Linked DNA regions of Homo sapiens: region 1 is linked to region 2. Evidence: chromatin contacts called from ENCODE Hi-C data. All regions are on one chromosome and are shown on one strand. The core of a region is the stretch at or near the end of the contact, and the rest is flanking DNA. Distances in the headings are between cores, read along the strand shown. Region 1 holds the start of BTBD16 (BTB domain containing 16). Region 2 overlaps LOC105378519 (a long non-coding RNA gene).

Region 1 (5,352 bases), core at 1-2,500, 1.3 Mb after region 2:
CACAGAACATTCCACAGCGATCGGCTTCTGTGCAAAGCAGAATATGGTGTTGGGAGGAGTAGAATCACAGGATTTGAGGGCTGAGGCGGGAGACAAATTCAGGGGTACCTCCCATTTATAGAGTGTTTCGTAGTTTCTAGATCACAGCCACAGGAGGCAGCGCAGCTACTTTCCCGTTTTACTTTAGGATGTATGTGGCCTAGGAGAGGCTGGCCTTGGGTCTTAAAAGCTGTACTGCCTCCTGGTTCCTATTACTGTAACTAGGGATTTCTGTGATCCCTGGGGTGGTGGTCCAGGCCTTTGATGGACCCGTGGTGACCCATGTGACTCTGACCCACATGGCCTCCACCTCCCCATCCCCTAGTTTGGGTCATGGGCTTCACAGGCCACGTCGCTGAGGACACTGTAAGATTGCACTTAGGGCCAGGTGCGGTGGCTCACACCTGTAATCTCAGCACTTTGGGAGGCCGAGGTGGGCAGATCACCTGAGGTCAGGAGTTCGAGACCAGCCTGGCTAATATGGTGAAACCCTGTCTCTACTAAAAATACAAAAATTAGGCCGGTGTGGTGGCGGGCACCTGTGATCCCAGCTATTCAGGAGGCTGAGGCACAAGAATTGCTTGAACCCGGTGAACCTAGGAGGCGGAGGTTGCAGTGAGTCAAGATCACACCACTGCACTCCAGCCTGGGCGATAGAGTGAGACTCCATCTCAGAGAAAAAAAAAAAGCAAAACAAAACAAACAAATCCCAAACATTTCCACTCTGGATGCCAGCTTGAAGGCTCTTGGTCTTGTCCTTGACTTTTAGGCAGTCCTTAGCTCCCAGAGAGAGCAGCATTAAAAATCATCATCAGCAAAGTACTTCATTAGGCATAGCTTTTAATAATGCGGAATGCTCAATTTTTATTGAAATATGTTTGTCAAAACACAGATAGAAAATGCTAGAAATAGAGCACCCCAGAATGCCAGAGCTGGGAGGCATCTGAGAAGCTTCTAGTCTAATCTTCTCCTTTGACAGATGAAGCCTGAAGATTTGGGGGTTGGTTCTCACTGAGGCTGTGCCCTGGGTTGCCCCAGGTGCTGTGAGGAACAGGAATGGAGGCACATGGCACCCACACTGGTCTCTGAGATGCCATCACTCACAGCTTCTCCCCATCAGCCAGGGCCTTGGACACAGCCCGAGCCTGAGTTGAAACCTGGCCCTGGAACAGGAAGTGCTTGGAAGCTTCCCTGCCGTTGCCGTGGTGCTCACAACCACCCAGGAAACCAAGGCAAGCTCCCCCTGTCAAAGCACCTTGGCCCATAAGAAGAAAAGGGGGAGCCCCAGATGTGATGAGCGCTTCCAGGCTTCAGGCTCAGAAGGCGCCCCCAGCTCTCCTGTAACTCAGAGGCCAGTGTGATGGGAGTTCCTCCACTCAGCACACTTCCCCTGTAAACACGCCTGTGGTGGGCAAAAGGGCTTTGGAACGGTAAGTACAATGGGTATTTTTCAGCCACTTCAGAGACCAAGAAATGTGTCCTAGTGACAGGTGCTGTCTTAGCACCTGTCTAGACCCAGTGTTAGACTTGGGTGCCTCTGGTCTACTTGGCAGGGAGGGAGTTTAGGGAATCAGGAGGGGTCTGGGAGCTGAGAGACCATTGTAGGTAGCTCCTGCCCGCCCACAGGGACCTTGGCACAGGCTCTCAAAACACACGAAGGGGCAGATTGCCTGGTGGGATGAAAAAAGAACACATTTCCAGGCCATTGAGATGTCTCTGGATTTCAAGATCAGCTAAAAAAGTTCTTAGATATTGATCTAAGAAAGCAGGAGCTTTGGGTAGCTGAGTGCAAACCCCAGCCTCCCTCTCTCTGTAACTGAAGCGGTGCTCTGTGGGCATAGCGAGTCCCGTGTGGGGTTTATTCTGTGCTGACCAGGTCTGCTTTAGAATGGAACCCTCTTCTCTCTTCTCAGATTCCTTAAGGCCACGTTGAGGATTTGGGGGTCTATGTCTAGGGCAGTGGGAAGCTGGTGAAGGGCTTTAAGCTGAGGAGTTCATCATCCTGGCTCCTGTGAGGTAAAGGGATCAGAAAAGCATGTATGTGTTACCTGAGGTGGGAGAAGCCTCACGCAAGGTGGAAACTCAGCCATCAAGGAAAACACACATTGCTGTAAACTCAAGTGCACCTCTGAAAGCTGGTTGAACAGCCAAAGATGCTCTTAACACACATGCATACATGGATGCAATTGCAGATGAAGACACCAGCAGCTGGGTACAAACACCAGGGCCATGTTTGTACCCAGACACGTTTCTTTTTCTTTTTTCTTTCCCCTCGAGACAGAGTTTCGCTCTTGTTTCCCAGGCTGGAGTGCAATGGTGAGAGTTTGGCTCACTGCAACCTCCACCTCCAGAGTTCAAGTGACTGTCCTGCCTCAGCCTCCCAAGTAGCTGGGATTACAGGCATGCGCCACCACACCCAGCTAATTTTGTATTTTTAGTAGAGACAAGGTTTCATCATATTGGTTAGGCTGGTCTTGAACTCCTGACCTCAGGTGATCCACCTGCCTTGGCCTCCCAAAGTGCTGGGATTACAGGCATGAGCCACTGGGCCTGGCCCCAGATATGTTTTCAAATTAGAGACTGGCAAAGGAAATACACACACACACACACACACACACACACAGGACATATTTTCATACTAATGAAACAATTTGTTTACCATAAACAAAGTCAAAAGACAAATGATACACTTCTGCAGCATGTATGGCAGACAAAATGTTAGTGTCCCCAGTACATAGAGGGCTCCTTAAAAAATGCTAGTGAGACTACAGTAACCCAGTAGAAAATTGCGGAAAACCTATGATTAGGCAGTTTTCAGAAAAGAAAAATTAAACAGCCAATAAATAGATAAAAGAATGCTCAACCCCACTGGTAGCCAGGAAAGTTCAAATTAAAGTAAGAATCTGAAACCATCTGACACTCACCAGCTTGGCAAAAATAAATACGATGATACTACCTAGTACTAAAGATGTTGTGAAAAAAATGACAACACTTATAAATTGGTGATAGGAATGTTAATTGCTGCAATTTTGGGGCAAGTGAATTGGTATTAACTATTTCAATTGAAGATACAGATCTCTGACATAACTATACCACTTGGAAGACTATTTCATAGAAATAAAAACAGCAACACAAAGATATATATATATATATATATATATACACACATACATACATATATATACAGATGCAGATATAGGTAACATGTATAGATATATGTATACACACATGTACACAAACTGCCATAATAATGTGTATGCATATTGTTCCCATTGTTTTTATTATGGGAATAAAATATAGGAAATAACCTCAATGACTTGGCAGAGGAATATTTTAATAAATAATGATGCATTCACTGTATGAAATATTATGCGGCCAGAAACAGTGTCTCATGCCCATAATCCTGGCACTTTGGGAGGCCAAGGCAGGAGGATTGCTTGATATCAGGAGTTCAAGACCAGTCTGGGCAATATAGATCAGTCTGGGCAACCCTGGCTCTAGAAAAATTAAAAAATTAGCCAGGTGTGGTAGCGGACACCTGTAGTCCCAGCTACTGGGGAGGCTGAAGTGGGAGGATCACTTGAGCCCAGAAGATTGAGGCTGCAGTGAGCCTTTATCACACCACTGCACTCCAGCCTGGGCAACAGAGCAAGACCCTGTCTCAAAAAAAGAAAAAGTGATATTATGCAGCTATGTTAAATTTTTCTTTCCTGTCATTGTATTGGTTCACTAGTTACAACAAGCATATATTATTAATACTTTTGCAATTAAAAAGTCCAATTAAGGCAATTAAAAGGCAAAGAAAAACCTGTCTGCCCAAGTGGAATGGAAATTCTATGAGGCAAGGATCGTGTGCATTTTGCTCACTGCTGTCTCTCAGAAACGGCTAACGCCTCTCTCCATATGGCGACTGCACAGGAGATGCTTGTTGGTGAATGGATGAACATAGCCATGGCTGTGATGCAGGTGAAGTGCTGTTTGGGGAGCAAAGGGAGGTCAGCTGAGGTTCTTGGTCATCAAGTGCCGTGGCTTCTGCTGGTTTCACCAGCTCACCCACTTCTCCTCTTCTCTGATGTTGCTCTGGGGAACTACCCAGTCCCCAGTGCACGTTCTTGTTGGGAGAATTAGTCAAGGTGTCTGCCCTCAGGGGCCAAAGAGTGGGCCCCTGAGCTAAGCCAGGCCAGTTGGGGCCTCTTGCTGAGAATCTGGATTGAAAAGAACCCTGCATAGATGGACTGTGGGAGAGCCGACTCATGCTGGAGGCAGCGCCTGACAACAACAGCCACCAACTCCTGGTGCGTGCCACCCAGGTCCCTGCAGCTGCTTCCTGTTCTTTCCCGGAGAGTTCTCCAGTTTCCTTTTGAGTCTATGAGACCCTCCTCTCATCACCATCCTTCCAATCAATCTTAACCTCCCCGCAACCCCATAATCAAATGGGTTTCTGTTGCTTGTAACCCAACAGCCCTGATAATGTTCAGAGATAACTGGAAAGTCCTTGCACTCTTCCTCTTTCATGACCCTGTAAGCTAGGGTGACCATCAGTCTACAGAGCTCCAGGGCAGCCCTGGCCTACAGCCATTGTCCAGGCCTAATTATTAATATCATCCCTTTAGTCTCCTCGTCTGAATGATCAATTATGTGATCAGCCTACTTATAGCTATCTTTTGGTCTTCCTCACTTTGGCAAAGGATTATCTTCTGTTTTGCTTTATCTGAGCCACTTTCCCAGAACAATAGCAGAGATCTCTCTATTCACCTGCTTACAAAAAAAACAAAAAACAAAACCAAACAAAAAACCCCAGCAACAACAAGATATTCTCTTGATTGATAAATAACCCACATTCGAGGCTTATTCATTATTGTTCCTGTGGCAAAGTATAGATTCTTTAGGCCAATCTCCTCCATAATATTTTGAAAAGTATGGAAAATGTCACCTTTACCTCTTTTGTCTTCTAGGTTGCTTGTCTTTTCTCTCCTGCGTAATTTCCACTTTCATTCATGATAATGTCGAACACGGTGAGTAGATCAGTTTCTCAAGAAGGTAGGTGATGAGAAGAAGCATTTGCTTATGGTCATTTTGACAAATTTCCACAAGGGGCTGGGTTCTGCACCACCGAGGACCTCAAGCATTATTGGCTGACTCGGCTGGAAAGAGCGCGTCCAGGCAGCACCGTCCAGAGGGCAGAGAGCAGGCTTGTGGTCTGAGCTGACGATGTTTTACTTTGACGTTTTACGTGACAGCCGGACTACATCTAGACTCAGATTCCACAGTTTTTAATCACCCACCATCTTCTAGGCACTATACTAAGGCATA
Region 2 (5,350 bases), core at 1,320-3,819:
CCTCCTAGACGAGAATTGGCGAGTGGACATGAGGGTAGCTTTCTTCCATGGTGCTGGGGGGCAGGAGGAACCCCAGGGACTCATGGATGTGGGAAGGACATGAGAGGTTTCCCAAGTAGGGCCCCTTGCATTTAGAGCCCCCTCTACATGGAGCTGGAAAAGGGAGTTCCGTTTAAATGTGTGACCCTGGAGTCCCCAAACATCTATTCAGAGACAGCAGATAAATCCCAGACTGCACCTCTCCAGCTGGTCTTCAAGCTCAGAACCCCCTCCTCGTTTCCAAGTGTGGATCCATCAGAATGAAGGGCCCACACCTCTCCCCCACCGTGGATTTCACATTTCCTGGTGCCTCTAAGTCACCAGGAGGGGGCAGAAAATTCTGCCTCCCAAGCCCCACCTCCAGGGACCCCATTCATCAGGTTTGGGTGCGGTCCTGGAATCCACGTGCTAAACAGACGCTGAGGGTGGTTTGCCCAACCAGACCTGGACAATCTCTGGCCTGGAGGTTAAGCCTGGGTGGTGAAGATGAAGAGATAGGTGGCAGGCAACACTGGGAATTCACAGTCTCCGTTCTTGGAATCATACTTCTCATCCACGGGGAAAATTCCTTGGTTCTGGTACCTTCCCTGCAACTCTCTCCAATCATCCTAACATTCTGGGGGCCCAAGATGAGAATAAAAGCGAAGTTCCCATACCATGTGTCAATTATTAAAAAGTTATCAATCCGGGGCCGGGCATAGTGGCTCATGCCTGTAATCCTAGCACTTTGGGAGGCCGAGGCGGGTGGACTGCCTGAGTTCAGGAGTTCGAGACCAGCCTGGGCAACACAGTGAAACCCCGTCTCTAGTAAAATACAAAAAAAATTAGCCGGGCATGGCGCCGTGCACGGCGCCGTGCACCTGTAATCCCTGCTACTTGGGAGGCCGAGGCAGGAGAATCGCTTGAACCCAGGAGGTGGAGGTTGCAGTGAGCCAAGGTCACGCCATTGCACTCCAGCTTGGGTGACAGAGTAAGGCTCCGTCTCAAAAAAAAAAAAGGTTACCAATCCAATCAGTTGTTAGAAGATAAAACCCATAATTTTTCTACCTTGGTAAATACATCTTCATCATCATGAAGGCAAGGTTTGAATTTAGAATTCTGAGGAGTTGACTTTCGAAAAAAGGCAGCACAGAGAGCCAGGCTGCAGCCTACCCCCTTCACGCCTCACCCCACTTGGCTTTTTAGTGCACACACGTGTGTGTGTGTGTACAGGTGTGTATACCCACTAGCCCCACATATCCACGCCCCCACCCAGTTCCAGCTGAGCCATCACCCACAGAAGAATGATGGACCCAGGGAGAGAGGCCCACACAAACCTGGAGGTTGGCTCAGGGTTCCAGGTATCCGTGACTCTAAAAGGCAGGGTACAGGATCCAGGGGAAGCCCATCCCCAGCCCCAGGGACCCCTTGCCCTAGATAGGGCATAGCCTGATGAGACAGAGCAGGCCCCACCCCTGCCCACCAGGGCTCCTTGCTGGCCAGTGGGAGGTGGAGGCCTTAGAGTTATAAGGAGCTGTCAGGTTGGTCCCACTGAAGCCACACTGGCTTTGGGCCCCTGGGAGCCTGACTGTGAGGCCTTTCTGAAACCTCAGGTAGGCCTGACAGACAGACAGGGCTGCAATCCAGGGCTGAGCGCCTGCCTGGAGATGGGGCTCCAGGAGGGACTGGGAGGGCTGCCTGGAGGCGGGGGCTGTTAAAATGCAGCTCTCTGGGCCCTGCACCAGCCCTTCTGAATCAGTGGAGCTGGACATCTATGTTTTAACAAGACCCTCCTTCCCAAGGATTCTAACACAACACTAAAGTGTGAGAAGCACAGCTTGGAAACATTTTGTTTTATTCATGCAGTCAACAGATATCCACAGAACATCCCCTCCCTTGGCACTCTCAGTTTCCTGTCCCCTGCAGCCAACAGGAAGTCAGCTCTTCCCCACAGATTCTCTCCCTCCTCAAGTTTCAATTCAATTTCACCTCCTCAGGGGCACCTTTTCCAAAATGGCTGCCATCTCCCGGCCCTCAACACCACATCCCCTCTCCTAGCTCCTTCTTGGCCTTTACCACTGGTGCAGATGAGCTTCTTGGAGTATTTATTTTACTCATTGCCATGCCTCCCCCTCTAGAATATAACCCCTTCCCCAGGGCCAGGGCCTGATACATGGGAATCATTCCTTTACTGCAGTGTTGCTGGGATATAATATGCCCATAAACCTACTGAGTATTTGATGAATGATGAATAAGGCCGCTACCACTCAGCAATTCATTCATTGCCTCTTCCCACAATGGGACAATGGGGCAGGTGCCTTTTGGATAAAGAGGGAAGGTGTAGGTGGCGGAAGCCTCCGAGCTCTGAAGACCCTGCATGGCTGTCTGCCCGCCCCTCCATGAAAGGGGCAGCTCTCCCAGGAAAGAGAGGAAGAGAGGCCAAGAGAGCTCACAAATGGGTGTCTTCTCTTGTGAGGAAGGATTCGGGGCTCAACACGCTTCCTGGGGCTGGGTCTGTACAGGTAGAAGGAAGAGGCCCAGTTGGCTCCAAGCCTGGGCCAGCCCCAGCCCTGCAGCCTGGCGGTGTGCAGGCACCCTCACTTCAGAACATGCTTGTATGCACTTGCTCTTCTGGCACGCCATGAACTGTTTCTTGGCTGCCTTGTTAGGAGATTAAGCTTTCTCTAAAAAGATGAAAAAAAAAATCTCTAGCAAAGGCCTGACTAGAGCTGACCCCCGAGGAGGCGGTGGCAATAACTGATGGGCACTACATTTGTCTAATTAATCTTCTTGTCAACAAAGTTGTTCTTTGCCGGTGCCAGCTCTGACATCATCCTGCAAGCTTGCCACACTGGTTCATATGCAGTTACAAAGGCTGCCTGTGACCCAGCACTACACTCCCTAACCACCCCCAACACGCTGCTGCCTGGAAATGGGTGGATGAGAACAGAGATGTCACACAGCTGCTGGCTTAGAAGGGGCACCGGGGAATCACAGCTTGAATGAAAGTTGGATAAAGATCTGGAAGGTTCAGGGGATCCCCAGGCTGGAAGGAGCCTGGTTTCTAAATAGGACACCGATGCCGACCATCTTTTTCAAGTTAAACTTTGGAAAGTTCCATTTGCCATGCAAACTACCCTTGCCCTGGATGGGTTGCCCCAAGAGTGACCCAGGAAAGTTTAGGTGGTAAAGTTGCAAAATCAAGTGGCTTCAGGGCCCAGGCAGAGATTTCACTTTCAGTGCCCTGGGATGAAATCTCTGGATGTCCACGAGGCTGACCTGGACTTCCCGGATTGGGAGGCCTTGTGGTCAAAAGCCGAGTCCAGTCCTGAACACCAGATCTAAATGTTCAAGAAGACTGTGCAGATTTACAGGCTAAATCAGAGTCCCTGGTAGCTGTTTCCGACCTCTGTATGGGGCTTTTAGAGTGAACTGTGGTCTCATCCAGGCGTTTCCCGACCATTGCATCCCACACAGGGCCTCCCTTCTGATTTTATCGTTAGTCTCTCTCCCTGTTGATTTCCTCCAAGTGCTCATCACTGTCCACACTCACCCTGTTTATTTCTGCTCACCGATCTGGCTTTTTAATCGAGGAGTCTGTGAATAAAATCTGGAGGAGGGGGGTCTATGAACTTGGACAGGAAAATATTTATATCATTATTTTCACTGTCTGAGATTTAACAATTTACTCAATTATGAAAATCGGCAACAAGCCACAGTGTATTAGCAGTGTCTGTGACTTTGTCTCCAACAGAAATCACAGCTGTTTTTCTATCACGTCGTAGTTGATGCAGTTATCTCAAAATATCAGCTGGGCTAATCACTATTTTGAAATGACTGTAGTTAATAGATTGGTCTGTAGATCCTGTTACATCCTCTATCAACGAAGAACATATACGAGTATAGCACCACTTAAAAATATTTTGATAACTGCATGACAGTATAATCGGTTTGTTTCATAATCCTGTGTATCTTAATTTATGCTTTTTTCAAATATTCTGGCCTCATGAGACTGGCAAGAAAGACTGTAAGCCATCTTTTCTGTTACTTTTTCTTTCTTTCTTTCTTTCTTTTTTTTTTCTATTTTTGAGACGGAGACTCTCACTCTGTCACCCAGGCTGGAGTGCAGTGGTGATCTCGGCTCACTGCAACCTCCGCCTCCCGGGTTCAAGCGATTCTCCTGCTTCAGCCTCCCGAGTTCTCTTTTCTATCCTTAGCCCCGACCTTGGGTTCTGGCACACAGTAAGTGCTCAAGACAATATTATTGACTGAATTAATGAAGGAACCACTGAACAAATGAATTAAATAAGTGAACTGAACAAATGAACATGAGCCTTAACGTGGCCGTGGGTCCACGTCCATGGACCCACGTATTCTGGAAGGTGCAGAAGTTTCCACGACCCTTTGCCACCTGAGCTTCTGTCTGTGCGACATCCACACTACCCACCAGGAGAGACGGGGGTCTTGCTACCTCCACTAAGAACAGTAGGAACAGCTCAGAGCTGACCACGGCGTCCCCACTAAACAAGACTCCACCGGCCCATTGCCTTTTTTGCTCCAGCCACACGGGCCTCCGGAGACCAGAGCTGGAGATAAGGGGATGATCCTTTTTTTTTTTTTATATTATACTTGAAGTTTTAGGGTACATGTGCACAACGTGCAGGTTTGTTACATATGTATACATGTGCCATGTTGGTGTGCTGCACCCATTAACTCATCATTTAGCATTAGGTATATCTCCTAATGCTATCCCTCCCCCCTCCCCCCACCCCACAACAGTCCCCAGTGTGTAATGTTCCCCTTCCTGTGTCCGTGTGTTCTCATTGTTCAATTCCCACCTATGAGTGAGAACATGCGGTGTTTGGTTTTTTCGTCCTTGTGATATTTTGCTGAGAATGATGGTTTCCAGTTTCATCCATGTCCCTACAAAGGACATGAACTCATCATTTTTTATGACTGCATAGTATTCCATGGTGTATATGTGCCACATTTTCTTAATCCAGCCTATCGTTGTTGGACATTTAGGTTGGTTCCAAGTCTTTGCTATTGTGAATAGTGCCGCTATAAATATACGTGTGCATGTGTCTTTATAGCTGCATGATTTATAATCCTTTGGGTATATACCCAGTAATGGGATGGCTGGGTCAAATGGTATTTCTAGTTCTAGATCCCTGAGGAATCGCCACACTGACTTCCACAATGGTTGAACTAGTTTACAGTCCCACCAACAGTGTAAAAGTGTTCCTATTTTTCCACATCCTCTCCAGCACCTGTTGTTTCCTGACTTTTTAATGATCGCCATTCTAACCGGTGTGAGATGGTATCTCACTGT

Evidence for each region. Hi-C counts contacts between places; a loop is a spot of excess contacts on that map. Pooled maps may share reads with other maps.
Region 1: a pooled map shows a loop between it and region 2 (12-fold over the local background). The contact joins the promoter of BTBD16 here to the enhancer-like site in region 2. A Hi-C loop is called at or near these places in 2 of 37 single-sample maps with no recorded cell type and 8 of 50 pooled maps.

What each region holds. Positions count from the first base shown.
Region 1 is chr10:122,270,046-122,275,397 of GRCh38, forward strand. It overlaps BTBD16 (BTB domain containing 16), which reads left to right and starts at 1,251. Exons shown (of 16, transcript NM_144587.5): 1 at 1,251-1,469; 2 at 4,995-5,054. The coding sequence starts at 5,037.
Region 2 is chr10:120,943,347-120,948,696 of GRCh38, forward strand. All of the region lies in intron 2 of LOC105378519 (a long non-coding RNA gene), which reads right to left. Among named protein-coding and RNA genes, the nearest start is that of WDR11, 95 kb to the left of the region's middle. Within about 2 kb of position 2,570, at least 8 of the 41 ENCODE cell types and tissues checked have a DNase peak (open chromatin) inside an H3K27ac peak, as active enhancers do.